Regions from separate parts of the Homo sapiens genome. Here region 1 is linked to region 2. Evidence: chromatin loops called from intact Hi-C (ENCODE). Cell type or tissue: mammary epithelial cell. All regions are shown on one strand. Each heading gives the region's core, and the rest is flanking DNA. Links, peaks and the distances in the headings are about the cores only. Region 1 overlaps SLC22A23 (solute carrier family 22 member 23). Region 2 overlaps LOC100507336 (a long non-coding RNA gene).

Evidence for each region. Hi-C counts contacts between places; a loop is a spot of excess contacts. Peaks named below come from ENCODE experiments on the same cell type or tissue, not always from the same donor. Only the 100,000 strongest peaks of a DNase experiment are listed, where the experiment ranks them.
Region 1: a loop joins it to region 2, with 2.8 times the contacts of the local background. A loop is called at or near these places in 2 of 110 quality-filtered maps.

What each region holds. Positions count from the first base shown.
Region 1 is chr6:3,398,689-3,407,027 of GRCh38, forward strand. The region is part of intron 3 of SLC22A23 (solute carrier family 22 member 23); the gene reads right to left. Among named protein-coding and RNA genes, the nearest start is that of SLC22A23, 54 kb to the right of the region's middle. In mammary epithelial cell, for the core only: a CTCF peak has its summit at 4,093; DNase peaks (open chromatin) are centred at 4,163, 4,663 and 7,193; H3K27ac peaks cover 1,651 bases.
Region 2 is chr6:3,588,476-3,596,814 of GRCh38, forward strand. LOC100507336 (a long non-coding RNA gene) reads right to left here. Exons shown (of 4, transcript NR_187650.1): 4 at 5,015-6,060. Among named protein-coding and RNA genes, the nearest start is that of SLC22A23, 140 kb to the left of the region's middle. In mammary epithelial cell, for the core only: no CTCF peak of the experiment used is centred there; a DNase peak (open chromatin) is centred at 4,156; H3K27ac peaks cover 1,516 bases.

The DNA of each region.
Region 1 (8,339 bases), core at 40-8,039, 190 kb before region 2:
TCAGGCTCCTTGACGTTGGTTTCTAGTGGGGTAGAGGTCTTAGCTTTGAAAACACCCAGGACTAGATGTGGTGGCTCATACCTGTAATCCCAGCACTTTGGGAGGCCGAGATGGGAGAACTGCTTTATCCAGGAGTTCAAGACCAGCCTGAGCAACATCGTGAGACCTCATCTCTACAAAAAATTTAAAAAGTAGCCAGGCACGGTGGTGCATGCCTGTGGTCTCTGATACTCAGGAGGCTGAGGCGGGAAGATCCTTTGAGGCCAGGAGGTCGAGACTTCGGTCAGCTGTGACCGCACCACTGCACTCCAGCCTGGGCAACAGAGCAAGACTCTGACTCTTAAAAATAAAATAAAATAATAAAACCGAAAAAACGAAAAACACTCAGAAGGCCCCTGAGTCTGACTTCACCATTTAGAGAATCACCAGCAAGGCCCTGCTTCCAGAGTCTGGGCCAGTGGGAGGTGGGTTCCTACAGGCCTGGCGGCTGGACTTGGGAAGTTGTTCACCATGCAGAGGAAACGCCTCTTCAGAGGGGACCACGAACTCACATCATAAAATGTGCAAAACAAGGCACTGCCCATCATTTCACCCCAAATATTTTCTAAGTCTTACATGGATTTTGGGCCAGCAATCGGAATGTGGTTCCTGAACTGTTTTTCCCCCAGAAGAGCCATTTGAAAATACAATAAAAAATGAACCATGTGTTATTCAAAGTCATGCCCTTCCTCAAGCAGCCATTCATGTCCATCCTGAAAACACACATTCTCACACAGCCACATCGCAAACAGGAACTGCCATCCGCCCCTCCAGAAGGAAGGCAGTGAAACTTTATGGCAGAACATGGCAAACAACAGGGCCAAGCCTATAGCTGTGTTACGGATAATGAGCAACGTCCTGAGTTAATATTTAACAATATGAACAAAATGTTTACAGGCGTTTTTAGGGATTAATACAAGGAAGGGAAAGGGAGAGGTTGCATACAGATAAGATAAATCTTGAAAATGAGTACCACTATTCTATTTCTTCAGTGGGTTTTCTTACCAATTAATGAAGCATTCTGTGAGTGATGGATACTCAGGGAGTCGATAGAAGAGCCCTAGGAATGATCTGTCCAGGAGAATTTTTTCTTGAGTTTATTGTCCTCTCCTACCCCTGAAGTGGTTAAGACTTTCAAAATGCAATATATGATTGCATTTATTTTTTTGAGACGGAGTTTTGCTCTTGTTGCCCAGGCTGGAGTGCAATGGCACAATCTCAGCTCACTGCAACCTCCGCCTCCCAGGTTCAAGCGATTCTCCTGCCTCAGCCTTCCAAGTAGCTGGGATTACAGGCATGCACCACCATGCCTGGCTAATTTTTTGCATTTAATAGAGATGGGGTTTCACCATGTTGGTCAGGCTGGTCTCGAACTCCTGACCTCAAGTGATCCACCCGCCTCGGCCTCCCAAAGTGCTGGGATTACAGGCATGAGCCACCGCGCCCCGCCCATGATTGCATTTTAAAATGAATTTTAAAAGCTCTGAATGGATGCTATAAGAGAGGTAATTTATTAAGCTGACCACTGGAAAAACAATTATGAAGCAGATTCTTGCCCCCACCCACCAGTTATTCTGCTATTCTAAGCTACCAGACAGCCACAGTCCAAAGTTCCCAAGCTTGCTGCGAGCCCAGAGATTCCCTCACATGAGTGGGCCTCGTGGAAGAGGAAAGGGCCGATTATTTCAGGGCAGTAATGGTGCTTGCAGTAGGATGGTATCTCAGGGCAGCTCTGGTGCTTGCAGTAGGATGGTGGCCATCACGTCACAAACATGCAAATGTCCACCAACACTTCCCTGGAACTTCATGGTTTTACAGATGACAATCACGTTCATCTGGTCAGCCACCTGCCCAATCTTTCCTAGGTGAGGAAACTGACTTTGAGTAGTCAGCTACCTTGTTAAAGGTCACAACTGGCAAGTGGGGGGCTTGGCTTCCAATCCAAGCCTGGATTCCACCCAAGCATCTTCTCAACTGTTTCCGTGTGATCACACGCACGTGTGTGCACTTGGGTGTGTGTTGATGAGAAAGAGGGTGGGGATATGGCAAGTCTTCACACACTGCCTTTCAGTATGGACACTGGAACATCAGAACAAAACTGCATCTCTAACTCAACTCAATTGTACTAAATGTAACTGAATATCCAGTTATTGAGTCACGGGAATATCATGTTTCAGGTGACTTTAAGCAAAAATAGGCATTACCGACTTGCCTTCCAATTCCATTTTTTTCTGCTCAATAATAATGAACATCTAACACTCTAAAAAACATTGTCTTGCACAACAATGGAAATATATCACTAAATTGTGCACACTTAAAAATGGCTGCAATGGGACAGGCATGGTGGCTCATGCCTGTAATCCCAGCACTTCGGGAGGCCGAGGTGGGTGGATCACTTGAGGTAAGGAGTTTGAGACCAGCCTGGCCAACATGGCAAAACCCCGTCTCTACTAAAAATACAAAAATTAGCCGGGCGTGGTGGCGCCTGTAGTCCCAGTCACTTGGGAGGCTGAGGCGGGAGAATCGCTTGAACCTGGGAGATGGAGGTTGTAGTGAGCCGAGATTGTGCCGCTGCACTCTAGCCTGGGCAACAGAGTGAGATTCCATCTCAAAACAAAAACAAAAACAAAAAACAAAACACAAAACAAAAAAGGCTGAAATGGTAAACTGTATGTAATGTATATTTTGCCACAGTAAAAAAAAAATATAACTTTCTTTCTAAAATACTTGGCATAGGACAAGACAGTGCTTCTCTGAGGCATACATAAATTAAAACCTATGCTCGAAATAATTCACATTACATTAATCACTACATGGAATTAAAGTTGCTTTGCCACACTTACCTCTGACCTACTGGGCAATCTTTGCTATGCCCAAAGGACATTTTTCAATGTCCTGCATCACTTGACTCTGCTGTCAGCCCCTTCCTTGGCTCCCTGGTAACCAGCCTGGTCTGACTCTCCACTGACCACACAGTCGGTTCCTCCCTGTCTCTCTCCACTGGTTCTTCTACCTCCACCCATTTGTTGCTCAGCTACAGAGCCCCTGGGTGAGCTCAGCTCTGGTAACCTTTAGTTGCTACCTTCATCCTGAGGACACGGGGGCCTTGCTCCTGAACTTCTGAATAACAAATCTCCTGGCAAATCAATCCTCTCAGATGCCCTAAGTCTCCATCAGCTTACCAGGTCTGAAACAGAGGTCATCATCTTCCCCTGTCAGACTCATGGGAGGAAGGGAGTGGTCGGTAGCTTCAGACTCTACAGGATTTGGAATCAGAGTAGAATGCTTGGGCTGAATCCCTTTTATCACCATTCAGAGAAAAATCCCCTCTCCAGGTATCCAGGCAAGTCCCCTGGCCCTCCTTCACCCTTCTCCCCATTCCTCAGTCATTGAGGCTGTGATTCTGCATCCTCAGTGTCTCTCCTGCCCCATGGCCATGGCCCTCATTCGGGCTCTTCTTCCTCGCCTCACTACCACAGCAGCCTCCCAGCTCCTAGCTTGGCCTTCTTTTCCTCTTTGGCCTGCTCACACTGCAGCCTGAGACATTTCTCCAAAACATGCATCTAAGGCTTATCTTTCTCAATTGAGATCCTTCAGTGGCCTGCCACTACCTTAAGGTCATGGAGGATAGGTCTGTGTGTGTTGTTCCATCCTCCTTCCTTGGCTTTGTTATTCATAATTTAGATTCCGACCCCAATCACCAACACTACCCAGAGTGCACTAGGCTCTAGCTAAGCCCTAATCACCCACACTACCCAGAGTGCACTAGGCCCCAGCCAACCCCAATCATCCACACTACACAGAGTGCACTAGGCTGCAGCCCACTCCAATCATCCACACTACCCAGAGTGCACTAGGCTCCAGCCAACCCCAATCACCTATACTACCCAGAGTACACTAGGCTCTTCTAGGATCTAAGCACCCACTGCAAATAGCAAACACCTATTCTCCCTGACCCCACAGAACTCACAGCTCAGGAGTCTCCTCTGGTGCTCACTGTCCCAGCAGGGTGTGTCTCTGCCTCTTCACTCACTAAACTCTGAGTGCGCTAGAGGGCAGGAGCACGTACTTGCCTCTATGTCCTCAACACTCAACAATGGCAAGGGTTTAGTATGTAATCAAGGAACCAACTGTCCATCCCCTGGCACCCGACAGGTCCTCACATGTTCATGGAGCAAATGAGCAAAGGAGAAAATTGTGCTTCCGGGCAGGTCATGAAAAACTAAAACTTAAACTCTTTGTAGCAGAGCCTATCTGGCAGGATGCGCTGATTTGAGAAACAGTTGTTGACAACAAACTTTCATGGCTCTGCACCATTTGAGTTATATTTCTCTCTGTGCTCTCAGCCAAGAGTCTGTCTTTTCAATAACAGCAAGTCTTGGCAAACCAGTAATGATTTTGCTTCCCACTAGATACATTTGGATGTTTTCAAGAAGCCTAATGTTTTGCTTTTTTTTTTTTTACTTGTTTTCAAGGTGACTGATTTATTTCCTCTTTTAATTTGCTTTTAAGAACATAAAACAAAACAAAGTCAGCCCAGTATTGCTCTCTTACACTCCTGAACAATTTTTTCTGGTCGACTCAGCTTTTAGCTTCAGGTCCCATCCTGTCTGTCCAGGTGTGGAAAAAAAAAAAACTCCCAGGGAGTGTAATAGGATTCCAGCCAGCAAACATGTGGTAAGAGAGGCGAATGGAGCAAGCAGGAAAGGATTTCCAGCAGGGGCCAGCAAGGGCAAGGTTGTTGACATGAGGGCAGGGTCTGGAACCCTGGGGAAAGGGAAGCTGTTAACCATTAATCTTACCCTATCACAGCATCTCTTCCCAGCTCACTTTATAGATCGGCACTGGCGCAGCAGCCACACAGCGAGGAAGGATGGAAGTCCAACAACACTAGGTACTAGTGTGGACTTGAGACTGGCACATCTAGGGGGGTAAGAGGAAGCACCCCTGGTTTCACTGCCCCCACTCCCACCCCAAGAAATCTTCAACACTGAAGGAGGCTAATGGCTAAGAATTCAAAAGCCATAGAATTCTAAAACTGGAAGTTACGTTGAAGCTCAATAGTTTTCCATTTGTTTTGTTTTCCATTCATTTTCTCCACGAGTTATCCCAGGAAGCGATCGCACAGCTACACAAAACTTGGTTTAAATCTCATCCCTTACTTTATAGAGAGGGAGACACAAGCTCAGAGAGATCTCACAATCTGTCACGGTCACCGTCAGTCAACTGTGGAGTCTGCAATCCAGCTCAGATCTCCTGATTTTCAGATCTTTTCAGTTCCCCTTTTAGAGTAGTGAACAGCTTTGTTTCAAATGAAGCACAGACACACTACTGAAATTCCAGTCTGGAAAAAACCTAGTCCGTAAGGTTTTGACGCACAGTTTAAGAACAGCCTCCCCTGTGTGGAAAAGCATCCAAATACTCTAATTTTAAAATGCCCAGATATCTCCGAGTATTTGCTACTATTTTCCTCTGATTTGGACATAGATCTACCTTCACCAAATTCAAAACACCAAAAGATATATGCACTGGAAAGCCTATCTGTACATTTAGGCAATAGCTACATGTTTTCTTGCACAGACTTCTGGACAGAAGACTGGGCAGATGGGTCTCAGTGATGCCACTGGCCGCTTATTCTTTCTCTGTCCTCACATTTCCATTTTTAATATGCAGGTGAGATGATATATCCTTACATGCCCTAGAGACATTTGCATTTTTTCCAGAGAAATGTCTATAGAAAGAAAAGTCCAGGTTTTGGCGAACATATAGGTAGAGATAGAGAGAAAGGCCTGAGTAAATTTTTATTTGAAGGACTGGCACAATTTTGAGAAAAATCAGTCTTCAGTGGCATGTTGTGGCTCCCTGCTGGATGGCTCACCCCTCCAGGCTCTGACCCATGACCAGTGGCCCTGCCTAACTGGCCACCACAGCATTCTCGCCTTCCCAGGGGTTGGAACTGCCTCACCAGATGCTTCTATTCTTACTTACCCTGCAGTGAGCCCAGAAGCTCTGACTGCTCAGAGGTGGGATAAGGGAAGACAGTGGGGTACAGAGCAAATGCCCTGTTACTTTTTGCTTAGAAATTTACTCCTTTGCTTTTCGCAGTTTGCCCGCAGGGTTAGTAATGTGTTTCCAGTGAAGAAAATGACCAATGGAGAGACCTCAATCTGCTCCGATTTCCCTGTTGTGCCCATCTGAACCTCAGTAAAATCAAAATTCCTTTGAAGCTTAAAAAAAAAAAAAGATTTGTCGGCCAGGTGCGGTGGCTCATGCCTGTAATCCTGGCACTTTGGGAGGCCGAGGCGGGCGGATCACGAGGTCAGGAGATCGAGACCAGCCTGGCCAACATAGTGAAACCCTGTCTCTACTAAAAATACAAAAAAATTAGTTGGATGTGGTGGTGGGTGCCTGTAATCCTAGCTACTTGGGAGGGTGAGGCAGGAGAATCACTTGAACCTGGGGGGCGGAGGTTGTAGCGAGCTGAGATGGCACCACTGCACACCAGCCCAGGCGACAGTGCGAGACTGTCTCAAAAAATTTAAAAAAAAAAAAAGTTTGTCAAAGGCCTTCGGTAAACTCTGACTCATTTCCTTGGTGGAAATAGCCTTGTGAGTGGAGTTGGTCCCACCAGGAGAAGGGCTTTTTGCCCTGAGAACTTGCTGCTACTGGGAAGGCCCACGTATCTGAAGATGGGGAAACCGGGTGGAGACAAAGAGACGACCGAGCACGTATTCATGCGAAACTTTCCCTTCACCCAAATGCAGAGCAAATGTTTGCTCCCCAGAAGCCCACAAGGTAGCTGAAGCCATTTCTAGTTGACATCGGCAATCTCCATTCTCTTCATTCCACACTTTGACAACTCACTCTGTGGAGCCATTTGGCTCAGTCAAATTTTTTTTTTTTTTTTTTACATATATAGCATAGTGCTGATGCTTAAAGATCCTGTTGACTGAAATAAGTTGCAAGGAATATTAGTTCAGGGAAATATCAAAGTGTAAAAATATATGGGATAGTGAGAAAGAAAAAGCCATCCAACACCAGCACATTAGAAATTACTCAATCACTTCTGTCATGTGAAAAAGGGATCAGCACCCCACCCAGAGCAAACTCAAACTCTGAGTCTATTACCAGTTAAGTCAAGACTTGGCTTCTATTTTTGCAAAGTAATCAGTAACTGAGTCAGCTGTGAAATTCCTGGTTGCTCCTTGATCTTGTGTAACATTTATCCAATCATTTAGGCTGTTTGGGTTGAAGGAGGGTTATTACAATAAGAACATCTTTGAGAGACTTTTTCAAGAAAATTGTTCATTGTTGGGGGGAAAAAACCCTTCATTTGCCCACAGGAACTAAGGTTTGGTCTGTCAGCAAAAGGTATTGTTCATTATTTCAAACTGGGAAAGTGTAGCTGGTGGGGGGCAGTTAGAAGTGGAGAGGGGAAAAGGTAGAGATCAAGTTAGAAGAGACACTTTTAAACAGTATTTTTTATTTAAAAAAATTCTCTCCCACAGGACTTACTACATCCAACATCAAATCAACTTAAAAAACCACCATCTCTCATGGCTCCATTTGAAGAAAGACACATCCTTCACAGTGCTATATTACCTTGTCTGTGATATTATGGATCCTGGTTAGGAAAAGGATTCATACCACAACCAATCACGTCCGCCTATGCTGAGAAGTGTCCATTTCTTTAGGCTGAAAATAAGACTGTACTTTCATAAACAAATAGGAAAATGTGATCTATTGCTTCTTTTCTTGGTCCGTGCCCCTCGCCTTGCTAAGTCAGTTTTTCGACTGCCTGTGTGTGTGTGTGTGTGTGTGCGCGCATGTGTGTGTGTGCGTATGTGTGTCCAGAGGCCACTGATCCAGTCCAAGTGTATTTAGAAATTAGTTCAGTGGCTCACAAAGGTCTTAGAGGCCACTACTGTGCTGGGGAAATCCATTGAGCTTGGCTTGTTCTCTCTTGCTCTTGCCAATGTGCACTCTGCTTCCATGCAAACACTCCTTAGGAAGATGCCAGTAATCTCTATTTTATGTACTAATTACACAACCACATCTCCCTTTGGCGACTTGAGGGAAACAAACATGTAAAGTGTAGAGTATTTAACTGGGATGTACTTTAGAAAAACTCCAAAGCAGAAAAAAAAAACCTTCAGCAGCCTTGCAAATAAAGCAGAAAACTTCCACAAGTCAGCAGCATTTCTCAAAATGAAGAGTCCACCCTTACGGCAAGCCATACAAGAAACTAAAACTGCAAAAATCATTACTTTCCCTACTTACATTGCCAAGCACCTGCAAGA
Region 2 (8,339 bases), core at 243-8,242:
TGCACCCCAGCCTGGGTGACAGAGCGAGACTCCATGTCAAAAAATAAAAATAAAAAACTGCAGTTACCTGAAAATCTCCTTTTTTCACTTTAATGATTTTTCTTTTCAAAAGTCTGTGTGTCCCGGTGAGAGTCACTGGTTTTAGGTAAATTAATGGTCAACTAAATATTTGCAACAAAAACATACCTTTTATTTCAGCTGAGAAATGGGAAGCGTGGCCTACAGTGTTAGCCGTGGGGCCCTGGGGCAAGTTGCTTCGCTTCTCCCTCAGGTCCAGGATTCATATCTGCGGAAGATGGGCTGGGCCAGGTGGCCAGGAGATCCCATGGGTCTGTGTGCTACAGGGCCTATGTGTTTCCAAAATATGGTCCTTTGTTTTTAAAAAAGCCAGGTGTGGTGGCTCGTGCCTGTAGTCCCAGCTACTTAGGAGGCTGAGGTGGGATAAGGCTGAGGTGGGATAACTGCTTGAGCTCAGAAGTTTGAGTCCAGCCTGGGTAACATAGTAAGACTCCATCTCAAAAAAATAAAATAAAATAAGTAAAAAGGGGCTGCCTGGTTACCTAACTATGGGAGTGCCTCCCACTGCATCTCCCATTTTGGAAGTTCCCAATGCATGCTCTCATCTTAAGTCTCTGAGAAGGACTACCTAAAAGAAACATAGTTAACCTTATTTAATCCAGAGTTTCCCAAACTTGTTAGATTCTGGACTCTTTTCTCCAGGTAATATCGTTGAACACCCCACAAAACTAGTGTTCTGCAGCAGTATGCTTTGGGGACACTACCTTACAGCATTGGGTATACAGTAGGCACCCCGCGAACATGTATTTATGGGCTTTGGTCTCATGCCCATGTAGAGCACTAGAACTCTTGGACTCCTCTGCTACTAAATCTACCAATGCACCTGTTTTCCAGTTAGGCCCCCGAGTCTAAAGAGGGACAGAAGATATTACTACCCACCAAGCTGGAGGATGGGGCGAGGGAAAGCCACAGTGGATCCACACTCCAGGCAAGAGAGTGCCGGTGGGAAAGGGAGATCCTAGGCTGCGGCAAGGTGGGCGTGCTCAGCATGATAGCAAGAGGCCGGCGCTAGGGGCCCACCATGGGGTCATCTCCCCACACAACACCCCCGCAAATATCTGTAGGGTTCACACACAGGTAAGTTTTATAGTCACATGTTGTTGAAATTTAGGCCAAGAAAGGCATCAGTCCTGCAGATGAGAAAAGAGATTCCACCTGGGCCTTGTTTTCCTAGAAATGAGGATGAGAACCATCCCACGGGGTGGATTTAGAGGACACAGAACAAGAAGGAGCATAACCAGTCCTGTGGTTCAAGCCTGCGTTTTGCAGATGGAGCCCTTGAAGCTGCATGGTTAAGTGGTGAAGCAGCTCTTCTGGTCAATGAACGCCAAGTCTGAAACACGGGCTCGGGCTTCTGACTCCATGTCAGGGCGTTTCCACGGCCGGCTCCACAGGAGGCTGCGTGACAGGGGAAAGGGAGACAGGCGGTGACCCACAGGCAGTCCAGTGTCGCTTCTTTGGCTTCTTTTTCTTCTTCATATTTCCATAGTCTTAGATGGTTACTCATTTTATTTTTAATCTACTCATACTTTATTCTTTGAAGGCATTCTTTAGTGAACCGATATTTTTTAATGCCCAGAAGTGGAAAAAAATTAATTTTTCTATTGTTCCCCACCCAGGCTTAAGTCCAAGACTATTAATTTAAATCACTGGCTTCTACAGGTAATGTACAAGGATAATTCTTTACAGATATTTACAGGAAAACATCCGCTCATTCAATGAATGTGTGCCAGGCACTGTTCTAGCCTCTGGGATTCATTATGAATAAAACAACAAAATCTCTCATCTTTGTGAAATGAACGCTCTAGTACAAAATGATGGCTGTAAACAATACGTATAACAAAGAAGTAAATCATCTTGTATGTTAGAACTGGGCTTTCCAGACCTTAGTGTACCTGAAGACCAGCTGGGAACCTTGGTAAAATGCAGATCCCGGCTCAGCAGGTCTGCGGTGACCGAGGCTGTGCAGCTCTGACCAGCTCCTGGTGATGCTATCTTGTCTGTCTGTGGTTCTCTCCCCACATTTTCAATAACAAAAACTTGGAAGTTGTCTGTAATAGGTAAGGGAGATTGCAAGGGAGAAGAAGAGCAAAGATTTGGGGGAGACGTGCTACAAGGGTATCCTGGAATGGGGTCCAAAGCTTCCAGGCTGAAAGCACTGCTGGGGCAAAGACTCTGAGGGGAGGGCATGACTGATGTGTTGGAGAAATGGCCAGGAGGCCAGTGTGGTGGCAGTGGTGTGAGCGACGGGGGAGCAGGGGGTGAGAGGACAGCAGTAAGGAGCAGTACTAGGAAACCACATGGGGTAGGGATGTGCAGCCCACAGCCAAAGCTTTGGTTTTACTCTGAAGGAAGTGGGAAGGCATGAACAATGTGGGCAATCCACACAAAGATGTGTACGTGGTTGTTCGTAGCAGCATCAACCATGAGAGCCAAGACCTTGAAACAATCTGGTTATCAGCTAGTGCACAGATAACAAAATGTGACCTGTCCACACACTGGCATACTATTCAGCAATAAACAAGGAACAAACTAAGCTGGGTGCAGTGGGTCACGCCTGTAATCCCAGAACTTTCGGAGGCCAAGGTGGGTGGATCACCTGAGGTCAGGAGTTCAAGACCAGCCTGGCCAACATGGGGAAACCCTGTCTCTACTAAAAATACAGAAAATTAGCCAGGCGTGGTGGCACATGCCTGTAATCCCAGCTAGTCGGGCGGCTGAGGCAGGAGAATCTCTTGAATCTGGGAGGTGGAGGTTGCAGTGAGCTGCGATCACGCCATTGCACTCCAGCCTGGGCAACACGAGTGAAACTCCATCTCAAAAAATAAAAATAAATAAAGGAACAAACTGCTAATCCATACTACAACATGGATGGATCTCAAAAATGTTATGCCATATGGAAGTAGCCAGATGCAAAAAAACTACAGATTGCATGAGTCCATCTCTCTGAAATGTCCAGAAAAGGCAAATTTAGACAGAAAATAGATTCGTGGCTGCCTAGAGCTTGGAGGTATTAGTAGTAGCAGGGATTAATTGCAAAGTGGAACAAGGGAACATTTTGGGATGGTGGATATGTTTTAAAACTGGATTGTGGTGATGGTTGCATAGGTCTATAAATTTACTAAAAATAACAAAATTATACACTTACAAGGGGTGAATTTTATGACATATAAGTTGTATCTTTTTTATTTTTTATTTTTTTAAGTTGTATCTTAATAAAGCTGTTTTTAAAAAAAGTTTTAAAAATGATGTGAGCTGAGGAATGACGTGCCCAACTTCCACCTTACCAATACCCCTTTGACTGGTTGTTAAAAACAGACTGCTTTGGGCAAGGGTGGAAGAAAATCCAGTTAGAAGGGCAACTTCTGCATGGCTGGGATTGTCTTTCTTTTGCCATTATTTTTGCATAATAATTTATGTAGGTATAGAATTGTGGGTTTAGAGTTACTTTCTCTTGAGTACTTTAAATATTTTTTTCATTAACTTCTAGCATCTGTTGTTTCTAATGAGAAAACTGAATGAGACAGTTTGAAATGTATTTGCCAGAAGAAAATTACTACTGTCTACTGGCTTGGTGTTTCCAATTAATAAGTAGATATTAATGTGACTCAGCAAATTGCTGTATGTCAGGAGGTTTCCTTCTTTATTGTACATAAAGATCATTAACGTACATATTTTAACATTTTGTATGAAACTTTCAACTTTTCTGACCATTTTTAATTGTATTTTTTTAATTCTTTTCATTTTAAGTCCTTTGAGATAGATAGCATTTGTTTCATCATTTTCTTTTAAACCATGAGGAAATTAACTGACTCATCGGAGATTGTTTATCCAGTTAGTGTTCATCCAGTTAGTGGCAGAGCCAACACAAATGATCAGGTCTTGTAGCTCCTGTCTGTACCATCTTTCCCGAAGACTCAGGTTATACAAGATCAGGCCTTGTCCTACGTGCTTCAGTGTTCTTCCTTTGATGCTGACACCAACAAAAAGTGTTGTGTAAGACCAGCACTCTGCTTCCTGCCATGAGTTGTGATTATGATTTCATCACAAAATATTTGACCTCCCCATTCATCATCTTGGATTAAGTCACTTCATGTTTCGTAATTCTCTTTTGTCATCTAAGACATAACAATATGAGTAACCTACCTATTCTGTGAACTACAGAGTCGTTGTAAGTGCAAAGGAGTTGGTAGTCATCTGACCAGCATGTGTAGACTATTCCTTCACATTCCCTCACCCCCACACATAGGTAATCGCAGTTTCTGAGGGTCAATCTCACACTTGCTCCTGCAATTTTGCTGTGTACCACTGCCCCCAAAGCTGCCCCGCCATGTGCAACAGACCCTCCCAGGGCTCTGTTGGGTACCAGTAAGGCACCTCTTCCAGAGCCCACTAACGCAGTGGGGGCCCCGGGGTTTTACCAACTGGTCCACTTGGCCCTATTATTTCTCTTCATTCTTTGTGAGCCATGTGGCTCCTCACTGGTGGCTGCTGCTAATATTTTAGACCCACCATTTGTGTCCTACACCTTCGAAACTGCAGGAAAGTCTCCGGGGGAGTGGGGGCAACGGGCTCTCCCCCCCGCACCCCATTAATCGTATCTTGCTGGAAGGGGCTGCAAAGCGGTGCTTAGGGAAACCTCTATTTCCACCGATAACCCTTTCCCTCAAAAATACATACTCCTTATTTTGCTGATGATGAAAACCAAGTTTCAGGTTGTTGAAGAGATTTGCCTTAGATTTCCTCTTGAGAAGACAGTAGACGGGAAATAAATCCAGCCGGAAACCCATTCAACTAACCAACACTGCCTCTTTGCATGTTTGTGCATGTAGGTAAATACATCCGTAGATTTATTTAAAGCATGTGTAAAAGCTAAGGCATATTACCTGTAGCGGTTGGTATTCTTGTAACACATTATAACACAAGGCAGCCAGAATTATTTTAATGCCATTTAATTCAAAACAAAATTGTTTAATAGGTGATTCAGTTTTATTAGGCTGATTAGCAATAATTTGCAAAAACTGTTTAAACAAGTCATGGAAAATAAAATGAAAATTTAATTAGCACCAGTGTCAAGGGTAAAAAAGCAATTAATATTAAACACTAATGTGAAGATACTGTTCTTTTGTTTTTAATTATTCAATACCACACTGAGCAGATTTTGATTATTTTTTCTTTCTGAGAAAATAAAAGGCTTTTAAAATTATACTTAATATTAGCTGTACTAACTATAAATGGTGAAACCAAAAGACTTATTTTTATTGTCAGGAAATCTAATAGTACTACTAAGAGGTCACGTAGCAATTTTAAATTTTTAAAATATTTGGCAACAGAAATCACCTGAAACTTAAAATAACCGTATGCCTTTCAGAGCTCTTTGACTTTGGAGTTTAACAAAGGGATAATCGAAACAAACCATTAATTTTCCAGAGTGGTGAAGGACAGTTATGTTGGAACATGGGCTTTTCAAGCTCGGGTGTTTTCTCGCATGGTGTTATTAGCAGAATTTAAAGAGAAGGTGCAGCCTACAGATTAAAGAACAGGCTCAAGAGACCTGATGCTTCCTTTCTCACATGTGGAACCTTTGTTGCACTCGCTGAACAGGTTTCTCAATGTGCAGCCCACAGACCATTAAAACCAGAACCTTCTAGACAGGTTGAGAATTCAGATTCTTGACCTATAGAGCGACTGAAGGGCCAGGGAATATTCATTTTAAAAGCCACTTACGGTGCTTCTCATCCATTCTGGAGTGTAAGAACCCCAGTCACAGAGGCATACTTGCTCAAAATGTCACAGGAAACCCATAGTGAGATGTAGCAACAGCTGGAGGAGGCAGAGTCATGGTTTTAGGCAGACATTGCAGAACACCTGATGTATATTCTGGATTGATCCAATGCTCAGTCTTGGGTGTGGGTACAGTTCAGCAATCTGCAGTATTAGGTAATTGCTTTTAAAGATTTCTCTGCAGTGCAATTTCTCCATCTGGAAACAAAAGCCATGCACATAAGTATCACAATTCAGACCCTGAGGCCCTCAGATAAAACACACCATGCAGTCACTGAGGACTGTGCTATCATCACACGCACCAAACCTAGAGAAAACCTCCAACAGACTCGCTCACTCACCAAATGGCCCGGTCAACAAATTTGGGTGGATAGGCCCTGTGGAGGTTCAGGAAGATTCAGCAGTAAGACATTTTTCTTCTCCTCTTTTTTTCCCCCTTATACTAACTGAAAAACTACTTAATTAAATCCGACTTAGTATTCACTAAGAGCTTAGCACTTAATTCAAATGCTTCATTTATCTTAGGAAGCAATAGCCAATAATAATAATAATGACAGCTCACATTGCTTGCATACTGGACACTGTGCGAAGTATTTTACTTACATCGTCTGTATCATCTTCACAACCCCATGGGGAAGGTGTCCTAATTAACTATATTTTGCAGATAAGGAAATGGAGGCTTGAGAAGTTACATATCACGGTCACAGATTTTGTAAGACGCAGAACCACGGCTGGACCCCACGCCTGTCTGACCTCACAGCTTACCCTCATTGTACTGCCTTTGACACAACTAAGAATGAAGTGGCTTGCCAGGTGCTGTGGGATTCCATTTGTAAAAATATGTTTTCATTTAACACATGTTTACAGAGAATCTGCTATGTGCATGTGGGGCAAAGCCCAATAAATAAATTCGGTTATTGAACCGAATGGGACTGAATTACAGTTCAAAAATCCAGAAATCCGTCGAACATGAAGCCCTGTCCTTCAGGCACAGCCCGGCCACAAGCCAGGATAGAAAGAGGAACTATAACTGTACTTAAGTGACTGTCCTCCAAGGCTGAAACATGCCACAGAAATTTGACAAATCGATAAGCTATGAAGGTCTGGTAGAGTGAGAAGGTAAGTCTGACCCTCGAACTGTGCTTGACACTATGACAAATACAAGATGATCTGTTGGAAACATTGGCATAAACTACTTAAATATCTAACCGTAGAGGATAATTAGATACCTTGCTGTTATGAATCCATAACTGTATATTCGCCAACTATGAAAAATAATGCTACATCGGAAAACAAGGTCTATTGGTGTGGAAAGATGTATATCCTGTGAGAGTGAGAAACAAAAAACAGACAAAGTGAAAAATCAGGTGACAATAGAGGATGTACACAATGTATACATTATCTTAATTTTGGAAAATCACAGATATAGATAAAGGCACATATGTCATGCATATATGTATATATGTGCATAAAAGACGAGGTTCATATGTGTTTGCAGGCATATGAAAGGCACATATTATGTGCATGTGTTTGTGTGACTATGAAAGGCACATGTGGTATGCATATGTGTTTGTGTGTATATGAAAAACACACATAATGTATGCATACACTTGTATCATAAGAGATATATCTGCATACATATATGTGTGTACGCATGCGGAAGACAATGTATATATTTTTATATAGGACACGTATGATGTGCATATATATGTTTGCATGCTCATGAAGACAAATGATTTACTCATACATTTGTGTGGCATATGGAGCACACATATAATGTGCAGGTATGTTTATATGCATATATCATTTCTGGGTGATTGGAATTGTAGCTGTTTGATATGGTTCATTTGCTTGTCTATATTTTCTGATGTTACTGTAATGTGCATGTAATTTCTTTTGCACCAAGAAGTAAACATATACAAAACTTCATTTGCAGAAGCACCCCAAATTTAATGGGCTCAATACCTTCCATGGTTGGGGACATGAATTTGGTTTTAAAAGAGAATTAGGCAAGCCATTACTGTGCAATGGCTAAAACATTGAAGAGCAGGGACATAGGAATTTTTTTTTAATTGAATCTTCTTCTGAAAAAAAAAATTGATTTATTGTGAATAAATGGACGTATTTGTTTAGGGGATGTTGGATTTAAAAGTTTAGGAGAACTTTAAGTATGGCATTAGAAAGAGGGTTTTTGGCTACCCAAACACTTCATCCATTTTCACAGAGGCCTTTTATAAGGGTCTGAGATGACAAGGAAGTTCCCATCCTCAAGGTGGGGAGAGGGCACTCATAGATGGAATGTTATTGTCTGCATGATGTCGAGTTTCTGTTTTAATTCAGCTGTTCAGCATTCCACGTGTCTGGTTAATTTTAGCTCTTATCTTTGCCAGGATTTTATGTCTGTCTCTCGAAGAAAGTTGCCTAAATTTAATAAAACTTGCTTTATTGCCAAATGATACCCATGTGCGTCTTAAAGT